Regions from separate parts of the Homo sapiens genome. Here region 1 is linked to region 2. Evidence: read pairs that join two places in POLR2A ChIA-PET (ENCODE). Cell type or tissue: PC-9. All regions are shown on one strand. Each heading gives the region's core, and the rest is flanking DNA. Links, peaks and the distances in the headings are about the cores only. Region 1 overlaps NOD2 (nucleotide binding oligomerization domain containing 2). Region 2 has its middle 17 kb from the start of ADCY7.

Region 1 (16,383 bases), core at 3,660-8,659, 470 kb after region 2:
AGATTGTTTACAAGCCATGGGCAGGAGTTAGGAAGAGTGAGAGGGTTGGTGCAGGGGCCTGGGGTTAGTAACAGCTGGGGGAGGGTAGACTTGAAGGGGGAAGGGGAGGGAGACTAATTAGCTGGGGGGAAGGTATGGAGACGGCTGCCTGAGCTTCTGCAAAGTGGAAGAATACCGCTTGGCCCTAACTCCTCACCCCAACTCTTGCTCCTGGCCAGCGCCTTCCACCAGCTGGACCCATCAGGGAGGCCGAGTGGGCTGTCTGCTGGAGTAGTCCCCAGGCATCAGCCTCCCAGGAGCCAGGGACGGGTAGAGAAGGGGGAGAGTGGATCTGGCCAGGCAAATGGAAAACAGCCAGCACCAAACTCTATTTCCCTAGGAGGGAGGATCATGATACTTTGAGTGGGAATTTGGAAACCTGTCTGTTGGAGCAATTTCCCTGATAGAAATAAGAATGTGCATTTTCCTGGGTAGTAGACTCAGTTTTTACCCCAAGAGGCCAGGCATCACTGGCCTGTGTGATCCTCATAGGCCAGTCCATCTCTGGAATTCTTGAATGGATCATCCATCCTTGATTAGGGATGTCCCCGTGATTACCAGGGTGTGCAGAAGGGCTCTGGGAAACCTGTGGGTCTGTCTCTGTGTTCAGAGAAAGGTGAGGGTGGCCTGGTTCTAGCTCATGGTGCTCAGACTGTGGTGTGTAAAGGCACTCGTGGCAATGCAGATTCCTGGGCCTGCCTCTAGTGATTCCCATTCAGTAGGTTTGGGGTGGGGCCCAGGAAATCTATATTTTTCACAGACACCCCTGGTGATTCTGATACAAGTGGTCTCGCCCTGGGAGAACTACTGGTCTGCAGCAACCAGCTTGGTTTTCCATTAGCAATTACTGTCCTTGAGCGAGTTTTACTGCTCTTCACCTTACACACACTAAAACTGCCAAGGCCGTAGGGGAGGGGAAGCAACCATGAGGTTGCTGTGAGTGCACTGTGTGTGTGTGTGTGTGTGTGTGTGTGTGTGTGTGTGTGTATGAGAGAGAGAGAGAGATTGAGAAAGAGAGGAAGGGAGGAAGGGGGAGGGCACAGGCTCCTCTCCCACAGTGCCAACCTGCCTCTCTCCCACTTGAAGTGTTTCCATGCCAACTGAAATCCTCAGCCTCTAGGAAACCCTATATACACAGTGCCCCTATATAGGTTTCTTTAGACTCTGGCTCTCTCAGACTCTAGAGTGATGGCTTTAAAAGTTTTTTGAATGTTACCCACAATGATTGAGAAAGAGAGAGAGAGAGCACGCACCACCATGTAAACATGGAACCTAAGTTTCACAAAATGACTTCGCTTTATGAACTCTGAGACACTCTGCTCTCTTCTGTTCTGTTCTATTTCCATTTTAGAAATGCTGCTCAGGACCTTCAAAATGATTTGCATGACCTGCAACCTGCAGTCTGAAAAATCACTGCACTACAGAAGTGGCCATAAGAGGCCCTGAGGGAGAAGCTGCACAATGTCATGGTTAAGAGTGGGGTTTGGAGCCAAGCCGCCTAGGCTCAAAGCCTTTATGTGCCGTACAACCTTGGCAAAGTCACTTCGCTTGTCTGTGCCTCAGTTTCTTTCTCACGAATGCTCATAATAATGGTTCCCATTTCACTGGCTTGTTGTGAGGATGAAATAGTGTTATTATTGAGAAGTGGTAAGGGTAGTGATCAGTGCTAGCGATCATGATTCTAGGTGACTTTTACTGTGTACCGGGTGCTCACAAGGCTTTATGTGCACAGCCTGGTGAGGCTGATAATACTATTGTTCCCTCTTTTTTTTTTTTTGAGACGGAGTCTCGTTCTGTTGCCCAGGCAGGGGGTACAGTGGCACAATCTCGGCTCATGCAAGCTCTGCCTCCCGGGTTCACGCCATTCTCCTGCCTCAGCCTCCCAAGTAGCTGGGACTACAGGCGCCTGCCACCACGCCCGGCTAATTTTTTTGTATTTTTGGTAGCGACAGGGTTTCACTGTGTTAACCAGGATGGTCTCGATCTCCTGACCTCGTGATCCGCCCGCCTCGGCCTCCCAAAGTGCTGGGATTACAGGCGTGAGCCACCGTGCCCGGCCTGTTCCCTCTTTTATAGATGAAGAGACCAGCAAATAACTAGTAAGTCGCTGATCAGGATCACAATATCCAGCTGAGGCACTCCAGAGCCTGAGCTGTTAACCATTCAGTCAGGGCCTCCCAAGTTTGCCTAAAGATAAAGAATCATGTGCACAGTTGTTAAAATATACAGATTCCTGGGCCCCACCCCGCAGATACTTGATTGCCAGCTCCAGGGTATGGGCCTGAGAATCTGTCTTTTAGGGAAGCTTTCAGATGATGTTGTGATCAGGTGAGTTTTGGGAATGGTGCCCCAAGAGGAGTGGCAGACAGGGCTTGCTCGGCAGGGACTAGCCTGTTGGAGTGGTGCCATTGGGGTTAAGGACTGGGCAGCAGGGCCTCACTAACCACAGCCTATATGCCTGTTTCTGAAGTTTTGGCCACTCTCATCCAGCTGGTCTACTGTCTGCTGACCTAGATGATGGTAAATTGTCCCCAGGGGTAGCCTGTCTAGTTCAGGCTGCACCTTTCGCATATATCAGCTCCTTTCCACCATCATCCCCTTTGTGAGGCTGCTGTGATTATCATGTTCCTTTTGCAGAGATGGAAACATTGCCTCAAATTAGCTCTGTCATTTCCTAAGGATTCCAGGGTTCTTTAGTAGGGGGTCTGGATCCTACGTCCTGGGCCATCCCCATCATAGTGCACCACGTCACCTCCCTGGCCAGGGACCGTGGGGTCTCCACTTTTTTGGGGTGCTCCATCTATGCAGGGTTTCCTGGAAGCACAGATGCTGGCACTTCAGGGATGAATGAAAGTCTTTTTGGGGGATTTGTAGATTTTTTTCTTGTCTTACTAGCTCCATTTTCAAATGTATTTATTTTGTCTCTTTAGTTTGCGCGATAACAATATCTCAGACCGAGGCATCTGCAAGCTCATTGAATGTGCTCTTCACTGCGAGCAATTGCAGAAGTTAGCGTAAGTCAGCCTGGGCTGTGGACAATGGGCTCCAAGTGCCCTGGTCTCACCCCAGGTCGTGCAGCCTGGGAAGCTGTGAGTGATGGGCTGGGGCAGGGGCTGTTTGCATGATGGGGGGTGCAGGTGATTCCTGCCCAGAGGGGAAGGGCAACCCTGGGATTTGGTGCTCACTGTCCAATGTGCTTTGCTTCTGTGTCTCCTCTCTTCTGGAACTGAACAGTCTATTCAACAACAAATTGACTGACGGCTGTGCACACTCCATGGCTAAGCTCCTTGCATGCAGGCAGAACTTCTTGGCATTGAGGTGAGCCCAGGTTTTCCTTATTCCCTGGAAACTATTTTTTGCCCCATTCCTGAGTCAGTCTGATCTGGTCTTGGCCTGGCACTGCCCACACTGGCTCCTGACCTCCTGATTGAATGCAGGGACAGTGTCTCATTTTAAGCAGGGGTTCTCTAATGCTGTGATCTCCCCAGTAAACTCTGGACTAGCTCTGCTGAGGACTTCCTGTCTTTTGACCTTTAGCCCGTAGGGCAAGAAAGCTTTTCTAGGCCCCTTTCCTTTTCTGTGTCTAAGAGTGTCACAGCTTTCTGGGTTTACTGAGTTCCACGATGCATGTTGAGCTCGTCCTGGTGGGGGAGGCATACACAGTTACTTGCCACCCCAGCTGTGGCAGCGAGTTGCTGCAACACTCCCAGGAGGTCCTTTCACCACTCAGAGCATGCAAGGTTTGCAGTCCATCTGGTTCTGCATTTCTGCTACTCCAGTGTCTCCCAGTTTCAACAGGAGTCTCTCTCTCTCCTACCTGATGCCTTTAAATTGCCCCTCTAGCTGGCCGCTGGGTTGGCCTGGCTTCTCTCTCCTTCTCTCTCTCTCAGATATTCTTGCCTCCTGTGATTTGTGAGGCAGTAAAAAAAGACAAAGTAAAGAATTGCTTCCATCTATTCTTTTACCTCTTGGGCTGGGTTTGTGGATGGGAGCCGCCATTTTAAAATGGCGGGCCACATAGCTCAGTCTCGGCAAGGGCTACTGAGATCAGAACCACAGGTGCCAATTTGTACAAAGGACTCAGTCCTGCTACCACTGCCTGATCCCTCAGACTCACAAGCCTGGAATAGGCTGTGGCCAGACCTGGCTGGCCCATCCCTGAGAAGGGTGCTAGTTTCAGAAATGGAGGCTGAGTTTGTGGCCAACACAGTAGTCCTCCGGTATGTGCAGGAGAGATGTTCTAAGACCCCAGTGGATGCCTGAAACCATGGAGAGTATCAAGCCCTACACATACCATGCTTTTCCCAATACCTACACACCTGCAATAAAGTGTAGTTTATAAATTAGGCACAGTAAGAGAGTAATAGCAACTCATAATAAAATAGAACAATTATAACAATCAATGTACTATAATAACACTATGTGAATGTGGACTCTCTCCATCTCCCTCAAAATATCTTCTTGTACTGTACTCACCCTTCTTCTTGGGAAGATGTGTGGTGGTAAAATGCCTGTGTGATGGGAGGAAGTGAGGTGGATGACGCATGCAGCACTGTGCTCTAGCGCTGGGCTGCTGTTGACCTGACCACACTTCAGGAGGAGAATCATCTGCTCCCAGAGATCCCTAATCTTTGAGCAACAATGAGGTCGGCAGCTGGATGTCAGGAGCAGACGATCTTGATGATTACCAAATGGGAGCGTATAGAGCGTGGATGCGCTGGACGGGGGGCTGATTCACGTCCTGGGTGGGATGGAGCTGGATGGCACGTGATCAGAATAGCATGCAATTTAAAATGTATGAATTGTTTATCTCTAGAATTTTCCATTTAATATTTTTGGACTGCAGTTGATTTCAGATAACTGAAACCATAGAAGGCGAAGCTGCGGATAAGCAGGGGGCAGGGATTACCGTATATCATTGTAATAGAGAGCACAGGCTCTGGAGCCAGACTGCCCGAGGTTTGAACCCTCATTAGCTGCGTGACCTCAGGTCAGCCCAATGTCTGTGTGCCTCCGTTTCCCCTTCTGTAGAATGGAGGTAATAACCCTGGCTACCTCACAGGCTGTAGTGATGAGCAAGCAAGTTAATCCACATGAAGGGCTGCACCGTCTGGCAGGGGCTTTATATAGTAAGCGAGTGGCTGAAAGATGATGGGTAAATCACACAAGCACTCAGCTTGTTTCTCCTTATGTGAGTCCGGTCCTCCAAGCAGGGATTCAATGTGCCACCCATTTATTGGGGAAAAGTCCTAAAAGGGGAAGTGGGGAAGGGAGCTGGGGGAGGCTGGGAGGTGTGTCCCTGAGTGAAGGAGAGAGGGAAGGAAGGAAGGTTGAGACTGGGCACCTTGGACTTCAGTGCAGTCCTAAGACATCTTGGCAAGGCTGATGAGGAGTTCTTGAACCAAATTCACCAGGCAGGGGAGCCTGATGTCTCAGGCAGGGGCTGGCAAGTGCAGATGCGAGGATGTTAGATTTTGGAGCACAGCAGCTGGGGCCCTTGGCTACCTCCAAGGAGCTGAGGCTGGAGACCTGAAAGGCGAGTTCTCCTAGCTGCCACACCCCTTCTCCAAGGATACAATAATATCTGCCTTATAGGATTGTTGTGAGCTGAGTGGCTTGACGTTCCTTGAAAGAATGAAAGCGTATAGTTATCCCAGGAAGCCTAGGGTTGCAGGTGAGAGCTCTGGGGCTTCTCCGAAGCTCTCCGAGGTGTCTGGATTCAGTTGCAGCAGGAGCCTTCCTTGCTGGGATCTTCCCCCACCCCTAGCCTTGGCCCTCCCTCTCTCCTTCCTTTCTGGAAGGCTCAGTGGGCCCCACCCCTCCCTCCAGCCACCTGGACCTGCCCAGCGCTCTTGTGCAACAGGTAAAGCCTACCTGTAGCAACAACAGATCTGGGAAGGCTGCAGAGGGCACGATGGGGTCTGGATCGAGGGCGGCTGAGACCAGAGGGAAAGGTGTGACCCTGAGTCACCCTCGCTGTCCCGGGGAAACCACCTCCCAGGACAGCTGCCTACTGTGGCTCCTGCCTGGAATTGTCACACTGCTGTGCAAACAGCGTCCCGCTGCCCCTTTCCCTTTGCTGGGGGAAAATGAAGTTGTGGGAGCCGCTGAGTAAACTAGACCTAGCAGCGAGGGCACCTGATGTGGCTGCTGCCTCCCGGGCAGGTCTTCAATGCTTTCTTCCTGTGTTTCCCTGGCCAGGGCACAGACGGCCCTCCTTTTCTGCCTGCCGCTGTGTTCTCTCAGCCTCCTCTGTCTTCCCTTCCAGGCTGGGGAATAACTACATCACTGCCGCGGGAGCCCAAGTGCTGGCCGAGGGGCTCCGAGGCAACACCTCCTTGCAGTTCCTGGGGTAGGTTGGATTCCAGGAAGAGGGACCTGCATGGAGGGGCTTGGGACTTTTGAGGATTTAGGGGCAGGTGAAACTCTTCAGCCAGGAGGCCCCAGAGGCAGCCCAGCTCCAGTGGGGAGGACAAGCCAGGGAGAGAGTGGGCGGCCCTTGACTGCCACCTTCATACTTGGTCTATGCCTGACAAACAGGAAGTTTGGGATGTTGGGGCTAGGGGAGGACAGTGCCCACGAGCTGGTGACAGGAAGCCCTCTGATCCTCAGGGGGCGCTAGGGCTGTACTTTAGCTGCATATTAAAACCACCTGGAAGCTTCTAAACACTATTGCCAGGCCTCCCACCCCAGACTGATGAAATGCAAATATCTAGGTGCAAGGCCCAGGTATCAGGAGTTTTAAAAAGCTTCCCAGGGGATGTACAGCCAGGGGTGAGGACCCCTGACCTAAGAAAGAGAAGGAAATGGGGAAGGATAGGAAGGCACCCAGGATAAGAGGGGCTGTGCTAGGTCCCTCGGAGCTCTTGCTCCCTGTAGGACCATGCTAGGGCCTGCCAGGGAGGGGAGTACCCCAACCTGCAGCCCCAGGGTGGGCTTCCTCTGTTTGCTAGGCACCCAGGCTTGCACCTGTGCTGTTTCCAGCAGCCTCTCTCCTATCCTGTCATGCCCTAGTGTGAACTGGAGTCCATTTGACAAGAACTGGGAGTTTTAGAACCTGGGACTGTAGGAAGAGAGAATAACCTTAGGGCCTAGGTGTTCCAGCCCATTTCACAGGGAGGCAAGTTGCCCCCAAGCTCAGTTTTTTGTTTTGTTTTGTTTTGTTTGAGATGTAGTCTCACTCTGTTGCCCAGGCTAGAGTGCAGTGGCACGATCTTGGCTCACTGCAACCTCCGCCTCCTTGGTTCAAGCGATTCACCTGCCTCAGCTTCTCAAGTAGCTGGGATTATAGGCACCCACCACCACGCCCAGCTAATTTTTGTATTTTTAGTAGAGACAGGGTTTCACCATGTTGGCCCGGCTGGTCTTGAACTCCTGATCTCAGATGATCCGCCCGCCTCGGCCTCCCAAAGTGCTGGGATTACAGGTGTGAGCCACCGCACCCGGCCCCCAAGCTCAGTTTGAGCCACAAATGGGACTATGTTGCTCTAGAAATCAACATCTTTTCCACACTGCATTAGTAGCAACAGAGTCTAGAACAAAGGAGGCCACAGCCCCACTGAACTCTCTTCTGCTTGAGGTCACATCTGCCACATCAGGGGTATTTACCTCTTTCAACACATATTTATTAGGGCACCTGTCTGGGCCAGGCGTTGTGCTAAAACCCCCAAACGCTGTCATATGATACAAAGTGTTCTGTAACTTGCTTGGTTTTTTTTTTTGTTTGTTTGTTTGTTTTGTTTTGTTTTTGTTGTTGTTTTTTTTTGCTTCGCCATATATTATAGGAATTTTTTTAGGTCATTATGACCTCTTTATTTACTTAATTATCTATTTATTTATTTTACTAATATTTACAGAAAGGGTCTCACTCTGTCACCCAGGCTGGAGTGCAGTGGTTGCAATCATAGCTCATTGTAGCCTTGAACTCCTGAGCTCAAGTGATCTTCCTACCTCGGCCTCCTGAGTAGCTGGGACTACAGGCACAAGCCACCATGCCTGGCCGATATTTTTATGTTTTGTAGAGACGGGGTCTCACTATGTTGCCCAGGCTGGTCTCAAACTCCTGGGCTCAGGTGATCCTCCCTCCTTTGCCTCCCAAAGTATTGGGATTACACAAGTGAGCCACCTTGCTCAGCCTGACCTCATTTTTCAAAGAGCTGCAGAGTGTTACATAATGTATTTAACTGGTCACTTTTTGATGACTATTAAGTTGTTTTCAGGTTTTTTGTTATTACAGTGTCATATCCCTGGGGCACAGAGCAGTGCTGGCACATAGCCAGAGCTCAATCGATACATACCTAATGAATGAAAGTACAGTGGACATCCTAATTCAGCCATTCTTTGCTAACTTGTGTACATACCTGTCCAGGGTAGGTCCCTAGAATACAGTCAATAAGTCAGAAGGTGTGAGTTGGGATCTACCTTTTGGAAAGGGATGTTTTCAAACTACAGTGAGTCAGAGGAGGATGGCCCAGAAGCTGGGGGAGTTGAAGCTGATGGCGTGAAGGAATTAGGGGTGTTAGGAAGAAGCAGGAGATAAAGAGCTAGCTTGCAGAAGAAGTGTTAGACTTGTTATGGGCAGGTACTGGAGGGTAGCTAAGGACTTGTGGGTGGCAGTTACCAGGAAGCGTATCTGAACTAAGTGTCAGAAAAAGTGTCACAACTGTAAATTACTCTTGTCAGTGAGTTCCTGTCCTTAAGGGTTAGGGCTGGGTAGCCCTCTACTATTCTCTAAGTCTGTAATGTAAAGCCACTGAAAACTCTTGGGTTAAGTTTGGCCATCCCACCCAAAAGATGGAGGCAGGTCCACTTTGCTGGGACCAGGAGCCCCAGTGAGGCCACTCTGGGATTGAGTGGTCCTGCCCCTCTGGCTGGGACTGCAGAGGGAGGAGGACTGTTAGTTCATGTCTAGAACACATATCAGGTACTCACTGACACTGTCTGTTGACTCTTTTGGCCTTTTCAGATTCTGGGGCAACAGAGTGGGTGACGAGGGGGCCCAGGCCCTGGCTGAAGCCTTGGGTGATCACCAGAGCTTGAGGTGGCTCAGGTAAGCTTCAGAGTCTATCCTGCAGTTTTCTTGGGGAGATCAGGTGAAGAGGGAGGAGCTGGGGCCAGTTCTGAAGGTCTTTGAACTTTATTTCTACCCCACAATGTTAGGCAATGGAGTAAGGAAAAAAGACCATTGGATTTCAAGAGAGGACACTCGAGTCTTTCTGGGTGACTTGGAAATGTCCCTTGTCCTCTCAGGGTTTTGATACAGTATCTGTAAATTGAAGATATTGGGCTGGATCAGGTACATTTTATCTTAAGGACCAATTCCAATCCATTGGTAGTGGGTGCCCAGTGCACCACATTAAAAAGAATTCTAAGGCTGCACCTGGGCTTAAAGAAGAGCACTATAATCAATTAGTGATGTCTAAAAAAGCTAAAAAAAAAAAAAAAAGAGCACTGCATTCAATTAGTGATGTCTAAAAAGGGTAGAAAAAAAAAAAAAAAGAAAAAAGAAAGAGCACCGCAATCAATTAGTGATGTCTGAAATGGAGCAGACCAGGAGAGCACCACGAATTTTGCCCTCCATAGGTTAGCTCATCTCTGAGGTCTTTCCCTGCTCTGACATACTTTTGTTCCATGATTACCTCCAGCCTGGTGGGGAACAACATTGGCAGTGTGGGTGCCCAAGCCTTGGCACTGATGCTGGCAAAGAACGTCATGCTAGAAGAACTCTGGTGAGTTTGGGGGATTCTCTGCTCTGGGGAAGTGGATCACAATCTCTGTTGATCCCCTGGCCTCATCCATAGGAGCGGTTGTGTGGACAGACAAAGGTGGATGATTGAGTGATTGACTGATTGATTGATTGTGTTTGTCTTTATATGTACTGAGTGGTATGAAGCTTATAGAGCCTGGTATGTACATGCTAATTTTTTTATTTAATAAAATATATGGGTTTGCTGGTTTGGTGACTGCCTCCACATGGCATAAGTGTTAAGAGCACAGACTCTGTAATCAAGCAGGCCGTGATCTTAGGCAAGTTAAATAACAATTTCAGAATCTCAAGTTTCATGTCTGTAAAATGAGGGTAAGAATACTTCCAACCATAAAGGATTTTTGCAAGAATTAGATAAAGTAGTGCCTGTGAAGACCTTAATATAGTGCCTGGCATATTTGTAAGTGCTCCATAAATGTTAAATTAGAATAATGGCAGGGTTACTACTACTATTACTGCTGCTGCTGCTGCTGCTGCTGCTACAACTACTATAGTACTGTGACTACTACTACTAATAAAGTTTTGTTATTTTAAAGTGATTTTGAGTTCCTAGGAGCACTGGGTATTCAAGTCTTAGGTCATTTTGGAAGGTGTAATGGAGTTTTGATAGTTGAAAGAGGAACCATGAATCATGCTTATACTGTTGACCTGAAGCAGATTCTAAGTTTCTCATCCTTTAGATGCCACTAGTATAGTTTTCTGACATGTTCTGGGCAGCTTCAGATTATGTCAGGGAGATAAAATACTGAATGTTTGATTTTCCCGGGAAGCAGAAAGGCACTGCAACATATGGGCATTGCCATAAACAGATTTTATGGATGGACCTTGGCTGTTGCAGGGCTTACTAGCTCTACTCAAGTATGATTGATTCTATCCTGACTGGATTTTGCCACTTGGAATTTCTTAGTAGAGGAGAACCTTGTTATGAGAGCATCAGTTATGATTACTGTTAAAAGAAAAACTTTAGGCAAATTAAATTTAGCAGAACTGGTTTGAACATACAGCAATTTATGAATTGGGCAGCATTCAGAACTGGGAGTGCTCCACCCAGCAAGGTAGGCAAGCAGTATCTATAGACAGGAAAAGGAAGTGATGTACAAAACAGCTTGATTGGTTGCAGCTGGGCATTTGCCTTATATGGGCATGGTGTGATGAGGCATTTTCTTTATATGGATATAGACTGATCAGCTGGTAGACTGTGACTGACTGAAGCCTGGCTGCTGTGATTGGCTAAGACTTAGCTGTTTGTTATAAGGATATGTTGTTAGGTTGCAGTTTGCTACATAGGAACTCAAAGTACAGAGGCAGTCTCAGGCCAAATTTAGTTTAACTATATGTTAAGCTGCAGGTGACAGAATACCTCCATCTATAGAGGTTTAAACAAGGAAAGGGTTTATTTTTTCCTGTATAGGCAGCTGGATGTAGGCAGTGTAGGGTTTGTACAGTGGCTACAAGAGGCCAGGAGGGGTCTCAGCTCTGTCTCATTCTCTTCCTGTTCCATCATTCTTAGCCTGTGACTTCATTCACATGGTTGGTTGTCTCATGATCACAGGATGGCTGCTCCAGGTGCAGCACTACTTCTGTATTCCCGGATTCGATCTATATACCCAGGAAAGCCATCTGGGTTCTCTCCTTTAAAAAGCATTCCTGGAAGCCCCACCTGTCGACTTCCCCTTATGTATCAACCATGTGTATGTCACTTGACCAACCCACTTGTATGTTGTTTGACCAGCCCTGGCTGCAATGGAGAGTGGGAAATACAGTTTTTTCACCAAGTGCATGGCTGTCCAAATGAAATGAGACTTCCATTAATAAGGAAGAAAGGAAAGATGGAGATCAGGAAGCTGGGGGATCAGGGAACTTATTACATTGAGAGCCCTTGGAGTGAATTCTCTTGCAAATATGTCCCTGGAATTGAGAATCCCCACAACGTACTTTATCTGTTCTTTCTTTATCCATGAGTTTGGGTTTTCAGATGTTGGATTTCCTATATGGGGGGCATGTGAGTTCATCATCTTCCATAATCAATGTTGTATCAACTGGATTTTCTCTCTTCTTCTCACCAGCCTGGAGGAGAACCATCTCCAGGATGAAGGTGTATGTTCTCTCGCAGAAGGACTGAAGAAAAATTCAAGTTTGAAAATCCTGAAGTAAGGAACCCATAAGCAGGAAACAGGACAATAATTGCTGGCCTTTGGAAGGGGCATTTCTGAATAAGATCTGGGCCGCTCTCCGCTGGGCTAACTCATGTGAGGTGGCCTGGTAGAACAGCTTGCCTTGGTCTAGGTGGACAAGGATTCCAGTGCAAGTTGTTTATCTGGGAGGTGGTCCCAGTAAATGCTGATAGGAGAGTGGTGAAGTGAGATGGGGAAGTGAAGGTAACCAATAAAGGGGAGTTATCAAGCCAGTTATCAATGAGGGAAATTGGAGCTCAGTACTCTGGGGCACTCCTGGAGCCAGTGCAGAACACACATGGTCACCTACCCAACCAATGGGCAAGAAAGCCATGGCATTTATCCACCAACCCTCTGTCCTTCCTATGTTGATGTGCGCTCATGGGGCACTGATTCTCCAGCACTTCCAGCTCACCCTCACCCAGCTGAACATGCTTCTGGGGTCAGGAGAATGGCCTCAGGCAGAGAGTGGAAGGTCTTCTCTGCAAGCAGTGGCTGGGGAGGTGATGTGATGGGGAGTACTGTGGCCTCCTCCAGTGGCTGACTCAGTGGCTTGGGACTTGTGCCACAAAGAGATGGACAGCTCAGGTGAACATGAACCCACCTAGTGACCATCATGGGTTTGTCAGGGTGCTCTCTGAGGCTGATGCCAAAATTCTTATTTCAAGTAGACCTCAGGAACCCCATCAGATGGCTCCTTTTGCTGGAGGAAAGTGGCATCTGCCTAGGCAAATGTGGTCCTAGGAAAACGCTTGCCTTTAGAGACAGACAGACAGACAGCTGCCTCTGTGAGTGCCAGCTTTGCTGCCAGGCTGCTACCCACTCTGGCGACACTCATTTGTGTTGCTTTCACAAGCTAGGAAGTTTCCAAATATTTGGAGAAAACACTTCCACTAATTATTTGGGTGGAAATGGGCTGGGAAGTTGGGGTGAAGCCCGGATGTGTCTGAGCCAGATGCCAGCTTTGCACTGAGGGTCGGCCTTTGGGAATACCAAGCCCATTATCAACCAGGTGTGGATATGGCAGGTTTGTCTTCCCTCCTTGTCACAGCCTTACTCCACTTGACTCCCATGGATGCCAGGCAATGAGGCTGGGGTTGGTCCCATGCCACCCTGTCATCAGCCTTATTTTTCAGCATCCTAAACTATATCATCCCCCACAAAAATTGAACTTCTGATATATCTTTTATAAAAAAGAGAAATGCCTACATCTTTCTTTTCCAGGCTTAGTTTCTGCCAAGAGTTGGTTGAGAGCCCAGGCTTGCTGGGTGCAGTGGCTCACACCTGTAATCCCAGCACTTTGGGAGGCTGAGGCGGGTGGATCACCTGAAGTGGGGAGTTCCATACCAGCCTGACCAACATGGAGAAACCCCATCTCTACTAAAAATACAAAATTAGCCGGGCGTGGTGGCATACACCTGTAATCCCATCTACTCAGGAAGCTGAGGCAGGAGAATCACTTGAACCTGGGAGGTGGAGGTTGCCATGAGCCAAGATCACACCATTGCACCCTAGACTGGACAAGAGAGAAACTTCCATCTCAAAAAAAAAAAAAAAAAGGATGAGAAAAATAATAATTTAAAAAAAAGAGTCCAGGCTCTGGAACCAGACAGCCTGGGTCTTACCCCTGCTCCACCATTACCAGCCAGTTCTTCTTGGATGAGTGCCTCAGTTGCCTCAAGTGTAAATGGAGATAATGGCTGGACCTTCATTATAGGCCATGAGCATTCACTGAGAGAATGTAGCTAACAAAAGTGAGTTGTAGGTTGGAGCAAAAGTAATTGTGGTTTCAGACCATGAACTTTAAATTATTATAACTAGGCTAAAATACATCTTTATTAATCAAAATAGGAACCATTAAAATCAACACATTTTTGCCAATAAGAAATAAGTTTGTTTATTCCTGTAGCATAAAAATTCATGCTTCGGGATTCAACAAACTCTTGGAAAGCATTTTCTGCATCCTCCTGGTTGTGGAAGCATTTTTCCTGCAGAAAGTTGTCAAGATTCTTGAAGAAATGGTAGTCAGTTGGCTAGAGGTCAGGTAAATATGGCGGATGAGGCAAAACTTCATAGTCCAATTCATTCAACTTTTGAAGCTTTGGTTGTGTGACATGCAGTCGGGTGTTGTCGTGGAGAATTGGACCCTTTCTGTTGACGAATGCCGGCTGCAGGTGTTGCAGTTTTCAGTGCATCTCATTGACTTGCCGAGCATACTTCTCATATGTAATGGTTTCGCAGGGATTCAGAAAGCTGTAGGGGATCAGACTAGCAGCAGACCACCAGTGACCATGACCTTTTTTTTTTGGTGCGAATTTGCCTTTGGGAAGTGCTTTGGAGCTTCTTCTCGGTCCAACCACTGAGCTAGTCATTGCCAGTTGTATAAAATCCACTTTTCATCGCACGTCACAATCAGATCAAGAAATGGTTCGCTGTTGTTGTGTAGAATAAGAGAAGATGACACTTCAAAATGACGATTTTCTTGGTTTTCACTCAGCTCATGAGGCACACACTTATCGAGGTTTTTCACCTTTCCAATTTGCTTCAAATGCTGAATGACCATGGAATGGTCGATGTTGAGTTCTCAAGTAGTTGTAAGAAAATCAGCTTTGATGATTGCTCTCAATTGGTCATTGTCAGCTTCTGATGGCCTGCCAGTACACTCCTCATCTTCAAGGCTCTTATCTCCTTCGCAAAACTTCTTGAACCACCACTGCACTATACGTTAGTTAGCAGTTCCTGGGCCAAATGCATTGCTGATGTTGTGAGTTGTCTCCGCTGCTTTACAACCCATTTTGAATTCAAATAAGAAAATTGCTTGAATTTGCTTTTTGTCTAACATCATTTTCATAGTCTAAAATAAATATAAAATAAACAGAAAGTATTAAGTCATTAGCAAAAAATCATAAAGTGAGAATTGTGCATTAAAATGATGTATAGCATAACCACATTTATTTAAGAATGTATTCCAATATCAAATGGCAAATTTCAACAATGCAAAAACTGCAATTACTTTTGCACCAATCTAATAGAAGTTCAATAAATACTGGCAATTACAATTGGCATTGCCTTAGGGTCAACTTGTAAGACATTCCTGAAATTGTGGGAAAGGGGGAGGACCTGGAGTGGACATTATTGGAAGGCAAAGCTGTAACCAAAAGAGCAACCTGGGAAACACATGACTCCTCTGTTGCTGTCCCTGGCCCTATCCTGTCTCCCCTCCCTGTTGTCAGCTACCTCATATGTTCTCTAATCTCTGTCTCTGTGCCCTCAAAGACCCCCCTGAAAATAGAAATATTACTGCTCATTGGTTATTTTCTATCAATTAAGTACTGTATTAGTCCGTTTTCATGCTGATGATAAAGATATACCCAAGACTGGGCACTTTATGAAAGAAAGAGTTTTATTGAACTTACAGTTCCACGTGGCTGGGGAGGTCTCACAATCATGGCTGAAGGTGAAAGGCACATCTCACATGGCAGCAGACAGGAGAAGAGGGCTTGTTCAGGGAAACTCCCCTTTTTAAAACCATCAGATATCATGAAACTTATTTACTGTAATGAGAACAGGATGGGATTCAATTACCTTCCACTGGGTCGCTCCCACAACACGTGGGAATTCAAGAGATTTGGGTGGGGACACAGCCAAACCATATCAAGTACTGTGCAAGTGTTTTAGGCATGCAGAGAGTGGTGGGTCTTCCCAGCAAGCAGAGTGTGGGGAGGTAATGGGGGACTGGTGGCTGACTTAATGGCCCAGGACCCATGCCACAAGGAGATGGATGGTGGATGTGAATAGGAGCCTGCTTACACCCATCACAATTTAGATTCTTATGCTCGATGGCACGGGTACTCTTTTAGGCCCATTTTACCAATGAGGAGATTGGGACTAATTTGCTCGAGATCAAAAAAGAAGTGGTGTAGGTGGGATTTAAACCCAGGATGTCTAGCACTAAAATGCAGGTACTTAACCACTATCCTAAGGGAGTGGCTACTTAATTTGATAAACTCATCTAGTGAATGGAAGAGAGACGGTTACATTTCACTGATGGTACTGAGCCTTTGTTGATGAGCTCATTGGGAATCTCAGACATGAGCAGGATGTGTCTAAGGGACAGGTGGGCTTCAGTAGACTGGCTAACTCCTGCAGTCTCTTTAACTGGACAGTTTCAAGAGGAAAACCAAGAATCCTTGAAGCTCACCATTGTATCTTCTTTTCCAGGTTGTCCAATAACTGCATCACCTACCTAGGGGCAGAAGCCCTCCTGCAGGCCCTTGAAAGGAATGACACCATCCTGGAAGTCTGGTAAGGCCCCTGGGCAGGCCTGTTTTAGCTCTCCGAACCTCAGTTTTTCTATCTGTAAAATGGGGTGACGGGAGAGAGGAATGGCAGAATTTTGAGGAT
Region 2 (13,272 bases), core at 5,579-10,578:
GCGTAGTGATGCATCAGGAGGCTGTAAAAGGACTGAAAGGACAGGCACCGCTCAGGAAACTTTTATATTCTCCTACTTGGCTGTTGTTCTCATTGCCTGGTGAAGGGCAGGATTAAGGTGGCCGAAATACATGACTGTTAGCTTCTGTTGTGGTTGATTTTAAATTTTTAAATCTTCTCGTTGCACAAGTGAAATAAAGCCCCAAACTCTTGCCCACCACAGAAAGTGACTCGGGCAACACATGCAGAGTGCCCTGGAGCAGTGGGCACTGGGCACTCATAAGTTAGGAGGGACCCCAGGTCACTGCGTTCTGGAGCTTATCAACACAGTGGATAATTAAAATCATAAACACGGCTGGGTGTGGTGGCTCATGGCTGTAATCCCAGCACTTTGGGAGGCCAAGGTGGATGGATCATTTGAGGTCAGGAGTTCGAGACCAGCATGGCCAACATGGTGAAATCCTGTCTCTACTAAAAATAACGAAAATTAGCTGGGCGTGGTGGTGGGCGCCTGTAGTCCCAGCTACTTGGGAGGCTGAGGCAGGAAAATCGCTTGAACCCGGGAGGTGGAGGTTGCGGTGAGCTGAGATTGCGCCACTGCACTCCAGCCTGGGAGACAGAGCAACACTCTGTCTCAATGAATAAATAAATCATTAAAATCACAAACACATTAGATGTGGACATCTGGAGACTTCCTCATCTGGACAGAGACATGCAACTTTCAACAGCAGCTCTTCCGTGTGCATTCAATTTCCCATGCATACTTCTCCACTCCAAAATTACTAACGTATTTTCTCTTATAGGTTTCATTTTCAAACACAAATATCTTTCCTCTATTAGTTTTTGTTTGTTTTTTTAAAAAGACAGGGATCTTGTTATGTTGCCCAGGCTGGTCTCAAACTCCTGGGCTCAAACGATTCTCCTGCCTTGGCCTCCCAATAGGTAGGACTACAAGCTCATGCCACTGCTGGTGTAAAATTTTTTTTAAATAAAAATTAAACGAATTTTTATTAAAAAAAATTTTTAGGCCAGGTGCAGGTGACTCATGCCTCTAATCCCACCCAGCACTTTGGAGGCTGAGGCAAGAGGATCACTTGTGCCCAGGAGTTTGAGACCAGCCTGGATAACATAGTGAGACCCTGTCTCTACAAACAAACAAAATAACCAGATGTGGTTCTGTGTGCCCATGTCTCGCTATGTTGCCCAGGCTAGGGTGCAGTGGTGCGATCACCACTCACTGCAGCCTCCACCTCCTGGGCTCAAGCGATCCTCCTGCCTCAGCCTCCCAAGTAGCTGGGACCACAGCCACGTGCCACCAGTTTATCCAGCTGTGGCTTTAAAAAAAAAAAAGGCGCCATTCCTTTTCCTTTCTGATTTGAAGTGCCATCCTTGTCACAAATTAAACTCACCTGGATTTTAAAAATACTGCATATTCCCAGACCCACCCAAGGACCAGAATCTCTGGGAATGGGACTCCAGCCTTATTTGGAATCCAGTGCCTTAGAGCCTTGCTACCCAGTCTGCCAAGGACCAGCAGCATCAGCGTAACCTGGGAGTGAGACAGAAGTTAAGTCTCAGTACGGACCCAGTTCTGCTGAATTCGAAACTGAGTGGAGCCCAGCCATGTGTGCCTTCACCAGACCTCTGGGTGAGTCCGTTGCTGGTTACCATTTGAGAATCCCCTATTGAGGACTGAGTATCCAACGGGGTGATCCCGCTGACAGGTCCACAGTGGCGATGAGGACCATGGGGATGATGGATATGTCCCGAAGGTTCTGATGGGAGCAGTTATGCAGGCACGGTGTATAACTCACTTTCTCCAGCTCTGTTTTCCTGTCTGCTGTCAGGAGACTTGCTCATAGATTTGCGTGAAGATGACACACAGATGACGGGCTGGGAAGTCATAGCACTGTTCCACACACCGGAAAGGGCTGAGGGCTCCTGGCTTGGAGAGCACTGAGTGTGGGTCCCAGCAGGACCCTCCCTCCATAGCTGGCTCCGCTCCCCTCTCTCTTTCCAGGGCTGACCTTGGCAGAGGTCACCGTGACCCTGAGGCACTGGCTGTTCTGAAGGCCTTGGGGAAACAGGTGGGTTTCTTCGTTTTCAAGGTTCTGCTAAAGGGGTGGGGCTGCCGGGGGTGGGCGGTGCTTTCGGAAGCTGGCTCTGCTGATGATCCTATTACCTTTCTTCACTGCTGCCGGGATTCCCATTACCGGCGCAGGGAGGCCCCAGCTGCTCAGATCTTCCCGGGTGAGCCCTCAGGATGCTGCAGTGACCCGGCCAGGGCCCTCCACGGGGAGGCCGATGAGTAGTGGAGTCGCACCGGCCCAGAGAGCCAAATGCCACCATGCTTGATGCCCGGGGGCTGCACGAGCCCAGAGGAGCTGCCTGACCAGCGCGGGAAGCCGAGAGGGCTTGCTGCTGCTGGGATGTAAGTCTCAGGTGGGACCTCTCTGTGGCCATCTGGAGTGGAAATCAGAGGCTCCACCTTCCAGCCTCGGCCATCTGATTTCTCAGCATGGTTTCAACGTGGGTGGCCTGAGGCTGGGTTCCAGGCCCACCGCGGGGGGCAACGCCCTCCCACACCAAGATCTCTCCCCTCTAGGGTGAGCCGGGGTAGCAGGCTCCAGGATTCCACCATAGGTTCCCAGTAGATCAGCGTTTCTGCTACCTGTTTGTCATAGATTTCCTCCGTGCTTGTTAAACTACAGACTCTCTGGCCCTTTCTATGAAGACCTGCTAGGGCCTTGGGGGTCGGACCTGAGAAATCGGCATAACAGGTGCTTCTGTAACCCCTCTCAGTGAAGTGGGAACCCCCAATTCCTGGGTACCAGGGAGCTTTAGACCAGTGGGAAAGGGCGGGATTCATGGGGGTCTGCGAGTGAGAAATGCCCTCGTAGACTTGATTACTCCTGCGGACGACCTCCTCTGCCCCTCCCAGGGTGACTCACAGGAGGCTTTCTTGCTCACCCTGTCTGAGTTTCTTGGAAACAGAGCAGATTTTTTTTCTGCCAACACTGGGGCCCCACCCTGGGTTGCAGGGATCACAACGAGGTTACAACACCTACTTTCTGAGGACACCTACAGGGGTGGTCGCTGTCATCTCCCGCCCCTGAGCCCTGCCATAGGAGGTTAAGGCCTGAGTGAGACGTAAGGCGGGACCAAAGCTCCCCCGGCTTGGGAGGAGGGCACTGGCCCGCCGTCTGTGGATCCTTCCAGAAACACGGGCGCTCCTGCAGGGGGAGGGGAGGCCTGGGGCAGAAACACTGGAAGAGTTTGCTAGAAAGTGTTTCCCTCTGGGGGTGGGGCCGGCCTGGCGCTCCCCAGCACGTGCGCGCGGTACCTGGAGAAGGTCCTGCTGGGACGCCTTTCCTTCCTGCGGCGCCCCGAGCTTGCCCGGCCGCTCCCTCCCGCGGCAGCGCCTTTCCCACGGTTCTAGGGGAGCTGGGGTGGGGTGGGGTGGGGTGGGGCGGGGCGGGGACAGCTGCGCTTGCAGGGTGGACGCGGCCTCCTGGGCGCCCCCCAGCCCCCAGCCCCCCGCCCCGGCTCCCGCCCCCGCGCCCCAGGCCTGGGACACGCGGCCAGCGGGGGGCGCCTGCGGCCGCTCCTCCTTCCCCGCCCGCGGTGAGTGCCGGGCCAGCCCGCTGCCACTGGGGCGGCCACTCGGGCGGCGGTGGAGCGGGAGCGCGCAGCAGGTGAGCGCGGGGCGCGGGGGAGCGCGGCGGGCGGGCCGGGGATGCGCCCGGGGTCGGGGGTGCCCGTGGCCGCTGCCCCTCTCCGCGCGGTCCCCACACAGGCGGGCGGGTGGCCCCTCTCCCGGCCCGCCCTTCCCCGGCCTCGCGGGTGCCCGGCGGTGGCGGCTCCTGCCCGGGTGGGTCGGAAATGCTCCGAGACCCCTCCCTCGGGCCACGACCTCCTCCCTTAGGCACGGCCAGGAGACGCTTCCCAGACGCTGCCCCAGCTGGCGCCCGCTTTCCGATAACAAGACTGAGACTCGAGGGAGGCCGCCCGGCCCCAGACCCCTGTGGTGGAGCCCGACTGGCTTAGGGCACAGAAGGGGGCTGGCTCGGGGCGGCGGGGCCTGTTGGAAGCAAACACTGCACAGGGTAGCAGCCTCTGTGGGCGCAGGACCGGGCTGTGGGTCTGCAGCGCTCCCGCCGGAGCCAGCAGCGAGCAGGACCCCTCGGTGGCCAAAGGGGACCAGGGTCCAGGGGAGAGTGAGCCAGGCCCGGCCCCTGCCTCGGACCCCAACCGGGAAACCCAGATGCCTTGCACATGAGGAAGTGACAATGGGAGCCGACCCCGGGTAGGGGAGAGAGGCTGGAGCCTCTCCATGGATTGGAGTTGTTCCCTTTACTGGTTTATGTCTCAGGTCCCCTCCCTCAAAGGCCAGGAACTCCTTTCTGAGTCCCAGAGCTGAAGCTGGAAATGACCACGTGGGCGCCGTGGACAGAAGTAGAGCCCTTAAAATGAGGAACAGGATACCCTGTGTGGTCGGCTGAAGCCCCCTCGGGCCTGGTCCAGAGTGATGCTCCAGAGATTGAATGAATGAATGAATGAATGAATGAATGCATGACCAACAGGACTGTAGTGAACTCCGGGTGAGGCTACAGCTGTGGGGACTTAGGCAGGGGCTTTGGGCCCTGAGAGGAGGGGGTTCTCAGGTTCAGTGAATGCCTTCAAACGTGGGCAGGTGCCCTTGTAGAAGGGAGTTTGTGGGCTGTGGAGCTGGGGACAGGCTGTGGGGAGGGGTCAGACTCCAGGTCTATGGGGGGACCCCACAGGAGTGGCTGACTGGGCCTGGGGAGCAGAGGTGAGAACCCTGCATGGTGAGTTGGGTCCATATGCGGAGGCAGGATTTTTTTTTTCTTGAAACAGGGCCTTGCTCTGTCCTCCAGGCTGAAGTGCAGTGGCACAATCATGGCTTACGGCAACCTCCACCTCCCAGGCTCAGGTGATCCTCCCACCTCAGCCTCCCGAGTAGCAGCTGGGATTACAGGTGTGCGCCACCACGCCTGGCTAATTTAGTAATTTTTTTTTTTTTTTTTTTTGGTGGACGCATGGTCTCACTATGTTGTCCAGGCTAGTCTTGAACTCCCGGGCTCAAGTGATCCTCCTGCGTCAGCCTCCCAAAGTGCTGAGATTACAGGTGTGAGCCACTGTGCCCAGCCTTTCTTTCTTTCTTTCTTTTTGACTCCTGATTTTATGATTCAGTTTCTTTTCCATCTGAAGCAGTCTTCTGTGGCTGGGAGCCTGGCTTCGCAGGACCAGGTGTTCTAAAGCTGCCTCTCCTCTGCTCGTTCGGGATCCCCAGGTGCTGGGTCCTCTTCCCTCAGCAGCCACACAGGCCCTAAGTGCCCTTGGGCTTAAAAGAGTGGGTACTTTTGGGCTTTTTACAGAGGAGAGCAGGGAGAGCTGAGGCTGCTGAGCCCTCCCAGGGAGCCCTCCAATTTCCCAGGCCCTTACAAAGCCCCTGCGTATCCCTTGTATCTTTAATCATAAGTTAGGCAGGACCCAAACGACCAGTCCCATTTGCAGATGAGAAAGCGGAGGTCCTCACAGGTCTGGTAGCAAGGAGCCGGGCTGTTCTCATGTGTTCTTGGTGGAGCTGGTTTGGGTCCACATCAGCGAGCCTGAGCTCCATCCCTAAATGCAGAATCAAGTGGGCCTGGTGAGTGCCCGACCACGGGCAGCACACATTCCCTGCCCTTGCCCCGCCCACCTCTCCCTCTTCCTGTTCGTACCCCATACCCAGAAGAGCCCTGGGGCTTTGCTCCTGACCCCCACCTCTTGGAGCCCCCTTCTTGATGGGCACAAAGGAATGTTGCTGATGGAGAGGGGCCTATGTCCCCTCCTCCCCATCCCTGCTGAATCCAGCAAGGGGTGGCCTGTGTCTGGGCAGGAGGCAGAGAGCTGAGTTAGGCATGGGCCCTGCCATGGCCAGTAGGGGAGACCAAGTGGATGCACTTTGACGCCAAACACTCACACTGCAGGCAGGCTAGGCTGTGCTTTTGCGCATTGAAGGGTAGGCAGGGGCCGTTACTTTTTACAGATACCCTGTATAAAAATTTAGGGTATCTTTGGGGGAGTTCGTGGACAGATCATTTTCTTATTTAGTCGTGCTTTCTGTGTTTTCAAAATTGTCGGCAATGAGGAAGAAAAGCAAAACTTTATTCCCTTTGTGTTTGCTCTGGTAAATTTTCAAGAGCAGTTCTGCTGCATCTGAATCTTAGAATTGGGTTTGCAAGATGAGGTCTGGAGGCTGATGCCAGTTTCTGAATTTGACAGGATATCACGTGGTGAGGTTCCAGGATTTTGAGGTATTTCAGTACACAATAGCCTCACAGCCTAACAGAACGGCCTGGGACTCAGGTGGACGATACCCTTTTGGTCGGTGGCAGAGCTTCATGTCACCTCTTCCGCTGTGTGTCTGCTGGGATCTGTGGCTCATGGCGGTTGGGAAGCTATCTGGGTCCTGCCTCCTCTTCCCAGATACTGCAGACTGTGTGTGGCCCCCTTGAGTGCTTTCTGCTCTCTGCGTAAGAGCCTGCACCACTCCCACCTCCCAGGCCTTGCCCTTTGCTGTGCCTTCTTCCTGTAAGCCTTCCAGCATGGTCCTATTGTGTGTCTTAGCAAGTACTCAGGCTCTGGCCTGGCGCAGCGGCTCACACCTGTAATTCTAGCTCTTTAGGAGGCTGAGGCAGGCAGATTGCTTGAAGTCAGGAGTTTGAGACCAGCCTGGCCAACATGATGAAACCCCGTCTCTACTAAAAATACAAAAATTAGCCAGGCATGGTGGTGTGTGCCTGTAGTCCCAGCTACTTGGGAGGCTGAGGCATGAGAATTGCTTGAACTCAGGAGGCAGAAGTTGCAGTGAGCCGAGTTAGCGCCACTGCACTCCAGCTTGCTCTGGGCGACAGAGCAAGACTCCGTCTAAAACAACAACAACAACAACAACAACAACAAAACCAAAGTACTCAGGCCCCTCTTAGACAGTTGACCTCATGGGTTCCCCCTGAGCCCTGGTCTGTGGGTTAGGGATGTGGCCTGCAGGTGATTATGACTTCAGGCTCTGCCTTTTGGACCTGGACATTTGGGCCTCGACTATACTGTAAGGGGAGAACATGGCAGGCACTCCTGGCCCCAGCCCTCTAAGGCCCTCGTTATCGCCCAGTTTGCCAGGAGGTGGGGAGGCTCCTCTGCAGGTAAGCACATTCTTTCTCTGGAAATGGCTATGTGGGGCCCTGCTGGGGGAGGTGGTGGGCATCTGGCCAGGGCCATTGCCAGGTGTGGGGAGCGGGCAGCCTGCGGCCCAGCCCATGTGTGCACAGGAGGGTGCTCCTTCAATTAATGACCACCTGCTGAGTGAGGTGCCTTGAGCAGCTGTTTGCAGAGGGAGCCCCTGTTCAGTTAACAACAAAGGTCTTTCTTTGGAAGCTCTTGGGCCTGGAGGACAAGAGCAGCACAAGCTCTAAAGAGAGTCCCCTGGGCTTGAGTCCCAGCTCAATGTTTGGTAGCTGTGTGACTTTGGGCAAGTGCTTCAACCCCTCTGAGCCTTCAGTTTCTCACTTATACAATGCGGACAGTAAGAGTGCTTATCTCAAAGGCCAAGGATTTAACCTCCAGGTTAAAGGACACTGAAGAGAGGTGACAACAAAATGAATTGGCCGGGTGGGGTGGCTCACGCCTGTAATTCCAGCACACTGGGAGGCCGAGGCGGGCGGATCACTTGAGCTCAGGAGTTCGTGACCAGCCTGGCCAACATGTTGAAACACCATCTTTCCTAAAAATACAAAAAATTAGCTGGGCATGGTGGCTTGTGCCTGTAGTCCCAGCTACTTGGGAGGCTGAGGCAGGAGAATCGCTTGAACCCGGGAGGCGGAGGTTGCAGTGAGCCGAGATCACGACACTGCACTCCAGCCTGGGGGACAAAGCAAGACTCTATCTCAAAAAAAAAAAAAAAAAAAAAAACCTAAAATGCAGTATGTGGCCAGGTGCAGTAGCTCACATATTTAATCCTAGCACTTTGGGAGGTTGAGGTGGGTGGATCAGGAGTGTGAGACCAGCTTGGACAATGTGGTGAAACTCTGTCTCTATTTTTAAAAATAAACAATTTTAAAACAAATTTTAAAAATGCAGTATGTGAGCATATGGTGGGAAAAAAGGTATAAAGCACATCAGTGGGATGGTTGATAAAATTGGGTATGGGCTGTAGATTAAAGTATTGTATCAACATTAAATGATCTGATAACTGTTTATATGAGCCCTTGATCTTTGGAAATTTGCAAGGCTAAAGAGGCACAGGGTAAATGTATAGATATAGAATGAGGCAAAATTGTACAAATAGGCAAATCTGGATTAAAAAGTATAGAATTCTTTGTACTTATCACTTCTGAAAGTTTTTTGAAAGTATTTCAAAATACAGCTTTAAAAAATGCCTGTCTTGCCAGGTGAGGTGGCTTACACCTGTAATCCCAGCACTTTGGGAGGCCAAGGTAGGAGGAACGCTTTAGGCCAGGAGTCTGAGACTAGCTTGAGCAACATAGCAAGATTCTGTTTCTTCCCAAAAAAAGAAAAAAAAAATTGCCAGGTGTGGTGGCACACGCCTGTGGTCCCAGCTACTCCAGAGGCTGAGGCAGGAGGATCACTTGAGCCCAGGAATTTGAGGCTGCAATGAGCTATGATCACTCTACTGCCCACTAGTTTGGGTGATAGAGCGAGACCCTGATTTAAAAAAAAAAAGAAAGAAAAAGAAAAAAAAGCCTGTCTTATGAGATTGTGGTGTGATGAAATGACATTACTTCCCGGTACTTAAAACAGCCTCTGGCACTCATCGAGCATTAGCTGTTATTGTTGCTGCCGCTTTTTGTTATCTTTAGTATGGGCAACGTGTGTCCCATCTCCTGTTGCCATGATCCTGAGGGGCAGGCCTTGTTTCTCCACTTTACAGATGACACAGTTGAAGCCCAGAGAGGTGAAGTGGCTTGCTCAGGACACCGCAGAGGCCAGGGCCGTGGGAGGAGGACTGCAGAAGTGCTTAAAGTTTATTTTGAATTAATCATCAACATTTGAAAACCACAAGATTTTTACATAAAGCCTAGATTTCTAGTTTCTTTTGCCAACTTAGAAGGCCTGTACCCCTGGCCACGTTGCTGCATGGCAGCTACCGGTGGAAGCTCGGCAGGGTGGCGCCTCACCCAGAGCTCGGGCCTCCAGTGTGCCCCAGTCCCCACCTAGCCAGCCAGCCTTGCCTGTCATTGTCCCCGCCTGGCCTCCGGGGGCTCCCAGTTCACTGTCCTAGGAAGTGATCGCAGGGTGCTGGGCCACAAAGCTTGGGTTCTCCCCTTCCCCGGCCTGCTCCCCCACGCAGAGGGCATAGCATTGCACTGCCTTGACTCAGCCAGTATTTGAGCACCTGGTGTGTGTGGGCAATGGCTGGGGGCTTCAGGCGAGGAGGAAGAGGAGCTGAAGCTTTGGGGCTCCAGCCTGCTCTCCTGTCACAGTCCCAGGCCTCTGTCCATCCCTCCTGCAGCCTCAAATGTGTGCCTGGCCCTGAAGAAGGGGTGCGGGGTGGCTCGCTGACCACGCCTTGAGGACGGTGCAGGAGGAGCCCCCGGGCTGCTGTTTTTTTTCCTTTTTGGGTGTATGTAGGCAGGCAGTCCTTTCTCTGTGCCGAGCCTCTGGTTCTTCCTATGTGAGATGGGGCTAGACCACCTTCCTGGAGGGTGGGTGGAAGCAGGAGGAATGGGACTTGTCAGTGTTGAGCAGGGCTGAGCTCTGCACACATGATTGACATGATGGTTTCATTCCAGTGCTTGGCTTCTAATGCCACTGGTCCCCCGCCAGCCTGGCTTCGGGGCCAGCAGGAATGGGTTGAGCAAAGGCTGGCAATAGGCATGACCCAGGGTGTGGGGTGGAGGCAGCCACTGGGTAGGCATTGTTTGTGTGCCTGGGCAGGCATTGTTTGTGTGCCTGGGTAGGCATTGTTTGTGTGCCTGGGTAGGCATTGTTTGTGTGCCTTCGTAGCTGTGCCTTAAGGTCATCATCTCACAGAGGAGGGGACAGGCTCAGTGACGATGGCAGGAGCTCACCTTGGTGAGTTTGGTGTTCAACAGATGGGGAAACTGAGGCTCAGAGAGGTGAAGTGACCCTCAGAGGTCCCATGACCAAGCAATAGCAATGCTGGGACTAGAAGCCAGAGTTTCTGCCTCCTGGGCTAAGGCTCTGGGCTCCATTCCCAGGAGGAGGAAAAAGCTCGTTTCTTATTTTTAAATGGTTTTCATTTTTTAAAGTACAGAAACAATTCACATTTAGGTAATGAAAAATCAGAAAATATAAGTAATAAGGTGGGGAAAAAACTTCTTAATAGAATTGGAACTCGAAGTAACCCATTAACATATTGGTGTATATTCTTCCAGACTTCTTTTCTTTTTTCAACATATTACAAGAAAAAAAGTTGAGCATTACAACTTTCTTTATTGTCCTCTAAGGGGAGTTCTGTCTGCCCCAGGCTTTGGGTGTGGAGTTGGGGGTCAGGGAGGTTAAAGTGTTACAGACATCAGCAGCCCAGCCTTTGACACAGGAGGTGCCCTGCACGATTTTCTCTGTCCCCTGTTGCAGACATTTCGGTTGTTTCCAGCATTTTCGCAGTTAGAGAGCTGCACTAAACAGCCCGTAGCTAAGTCCTTGCATGTAGTGGGACTGTTTCTTTAGGGTAAATTAAAACGAGTCCATTTCTTTTTCTTTTCTTTCTTTTTTCTGAGATGGAGTCTTGCTCTGTCGTCCAGGCTGGAGTGCTGTGGCGCAATCTCGTCTCACTGCAGCCTCCGCCTCCTGGGTTCAGATGATTCTCCTGTCTCAGCTTCCTGAGTAGCTGGGATTTACAGATGTGTGCCACCATGCCCGACTAATTTTTGTGTTTTTAGTAGAGACATGGTTTCACCATGTTGCCCAGGCTGGTCTCAAACTCCTGGCCTCAAATGATCCACCCCTGCCGTGGCCTCCCAAAATGCTGGAATTATAGGTGTGAGCCACCGCACCCAGCCAAAAATGGGTCCGTTTCTTACCTTTGTGGTGCCCTCAGGCTGGACCCAGGTTTGTGGTGGGACCACGTCTGGGAGTGTGGAGGTCTTGGGCACTGAGCGCTTTCCACTGCCCACTCTTTTGTGGTCAGAGGATGAGACAGGGAGGGGCTCCGGGGGGAGGGCTTTGCCAGGAGTGTGTTCTAATGACGCCGCCCAGGCTGGCACTGGAAGCCTTTAAGCTCCTGTGGTGAGGTGGGTTGAGGTGGGGGTGGAGGCGGTGGTGTCTGCTGCTACATGCTGGTGGGGACTGGAGGCCAGAGCCTGGAGCCTCCTTTGCTTCCAGCAGGAGGGGACCTCAGGAAGAACTTGTGTGTGTCTCTGTCTTTGTCCTTGTCTGTCTCTAACTGCCTTTCTCTGTGTGTCTGTCTATCTGTCTGTCTCTGTCTCTCTCTGTCTGTCTCTCTCCAGTCAGGAGCAGGGTTGAGGCTGGGTCTGTGTTTCTGACCCTGAGACCTCGGGGGAGTTACCTTCCCTCTCAAGACCACATGATCCTCATCTGTAGGAAGGGGCTAAAAACGACCCCTTCGCTGTGTGAGACATGGAGGAGATGGCAGATCCCAGAGTGCTTTCAGTGACAAGGTTTTGACGTTTCATTATGAACAAGCCAACAGACACAGCAGCAGACAGGGCAGCCCACCAGCACGCCACTCCACGCACCCCTGCCTCCGCTTCCGCAGGCTCCAGCCCATGGCCTCTGGGAGCTGCCTCTCCTCCCACACACAGCCCCCTCCAGGCACCCTGTCACTTCATCTGTGAGAATGGTAGTCTATGTTACTAAAAGATAAGATGCTTAAAAAACACACAATCACCAAATAACTGTTAGAACTAATAAACTAACACAGTGAAGCTGTAAAGTCAACACACAAAAATCAGTCATGTTTCTGTATGTTAGCTAACTATCTGAAAAAGAAATCAAGAAGATAATCCCATTCACAATAGCCACGCGAAAAAATACTTAGGAATAAATTCAACGGAGAAGGTGAAAGAGCTGTATGCTGAAATCTATAAAACAATGAACCAAGAAATGGAACAAGATACAAATAGATGGGATTTTATCCATGTTCATGGATTGGAAGAATTAATATCGTGCAAATGTCCATACTACCCAAAGCTATTCAATGCAGCCTTTGTCAACATTCCAGTGACTTCTCACAGAAAAAGAAAAAACAGGGAACACACCTTTGGTTTATACCAAAAGCTGTGTCTCCCTGCCCCCCCACCCCCACCCCCTGCCAAAACAAAAGAAAAAACAATTCTAAAATTCAGGTGAAACCACAAAAGACCCCAAATAGCTAAAGTGATCTTGAGCAAGAAGATCAAAGCTGAAGGCATCACACTACCTAATTTCAAAATATATTACAAGCTACAGTAATTAAAATAGCATTGTACTGGCATAAAAATAGACACATTGGGCTAGGCATGGTGGCTCATGCCTGTAATTCTAGCATTTTGGGAGGCTGAGGTGGGAGGATTGCTTGAGGCCAGAAGTTTGAAGCTAGCCTGGGCAACATAGCAAGACCTTGTCTCTACAAAAAAAAAAAAAAAAAATTAAAAATTTGCCGAGTGTGGTGGCAGGAGCCTGTCGTCCCAGCTACTTGGGAGGCTGAGGTGGGAGGATTGCGTGAGCCTAGGAGCTTGAGGTTGCAGTGAGCTATGATTGTGCCACTGTACACCAGCCTAGGTGACAGAGTGAGCCAATTAAAATATATATATATATTTATAATTTCTTTTTTATAGAGATAGGGCCATCTAAAGTGCTGGGATTACAGGCATGAGCTACCATGCCTGGCCCATAAGACTCTGTTTCTGGAAAAAAAAAAAAAAAAAAAGACGTATCAACCAATGGAACAGGATAGAGAGCTCAGAAATGAACCCATGAATATATTTACAGCCCAATGATTTGTTTGTTTGTTTGTTGTTCAGATAGTGTCTCACTCTGTCACCTAGCCTGGAGTGCAGTGGTGGGATCTTGGCTCACTGCAAACTCTGCCTCCCATGCTCAAGCCATGCCCCTACTTCAGCCTCCTGAGTCACTGGGACAACAGGTGCATGCCACCTTTGGCTAATTTTTGTATTTTTTGTAGAGATGGGGTTTCAACATGCTGCCCAGGCTGGTCTCGAACTCCTGAGCTCAAGGGCTCTGCCTGCCTCGGCCTCCCAAAATGCTGGGATCACAGGCATGGGCCACT

Evidence for each region. ChIA-PET counts read pairs that join two places held together with the same protein. Peaks named below come from ENCODE experiments on the same cell type or tissue, not always from the same donor. Only the 100,000 strongest peaks of a DNase experiment are listed, where the experiment ranks them.
Region 1: POLR2A ChIA-PET joins it to region 2 with 13 read pairs; 3 of 35 experiments call an interaction of 5 or more read pairs at or near these places.

What each region holds. Positions count from the first base shown.
Region 1 is chr16:50,713,618-50,730,000 of GRCh38, forward strand. NOD2 (nucleotide binding oligomerization domain containing 2) reads left to right here. Exons shown (of 12, transcript NM_001370466.1): 5 at 2,970-3,053; 6 at 3,274-3,357; 7 at 6,308-6,391; 8 at 9,005-9,088; 9 at 9,684-9,767; 10 at 11,872-11,955; 11 at 16,201-16,284. It overlaps CYLD-AS1 (CYLD antisense RNA 1), which reads right to left. Exons shown (of 7, transcript NR_184279.1): 5 at 16,226-16,336; 6 at 15,396-15,533; 7 at 13,798-14,833. Among named protein-coding and RNA genes, the nearest start is that of CYLD, 20 kb to the right of the region's middle. RefSeq lists an enhancer at 10,314-10,373. In PC-9, for the core only: CTCF peaks have their summits at 6,680 and 6,885; DNase peaks (open chromatin) are centred at 5,814, 6,614 and 8,274; H3K4me3 peaks cover 1,954 bases; H3K27ac peaks cover 3,537 bases.
Region 2 is chr16:50,242,510-50,255,781 of GRCh38, forward strand. It overlaps a transcript of ADCY7 not described here. Among named protein-coding and RNA genes, the nearest start is that of ADCY7, 17 kb to the right of the region's middle. RefSeq lists enhancers at 1,818-2,530, 2,531-3,242, 3,956-4,667, 11,675-12,174 and silencers at 3,518-3,777, 3,798-4,037, 4,118-4,177. In PC-9, for the core only: no CTCF peak of the experiment used is centred there; no DNase peak of the experiment used is centred there.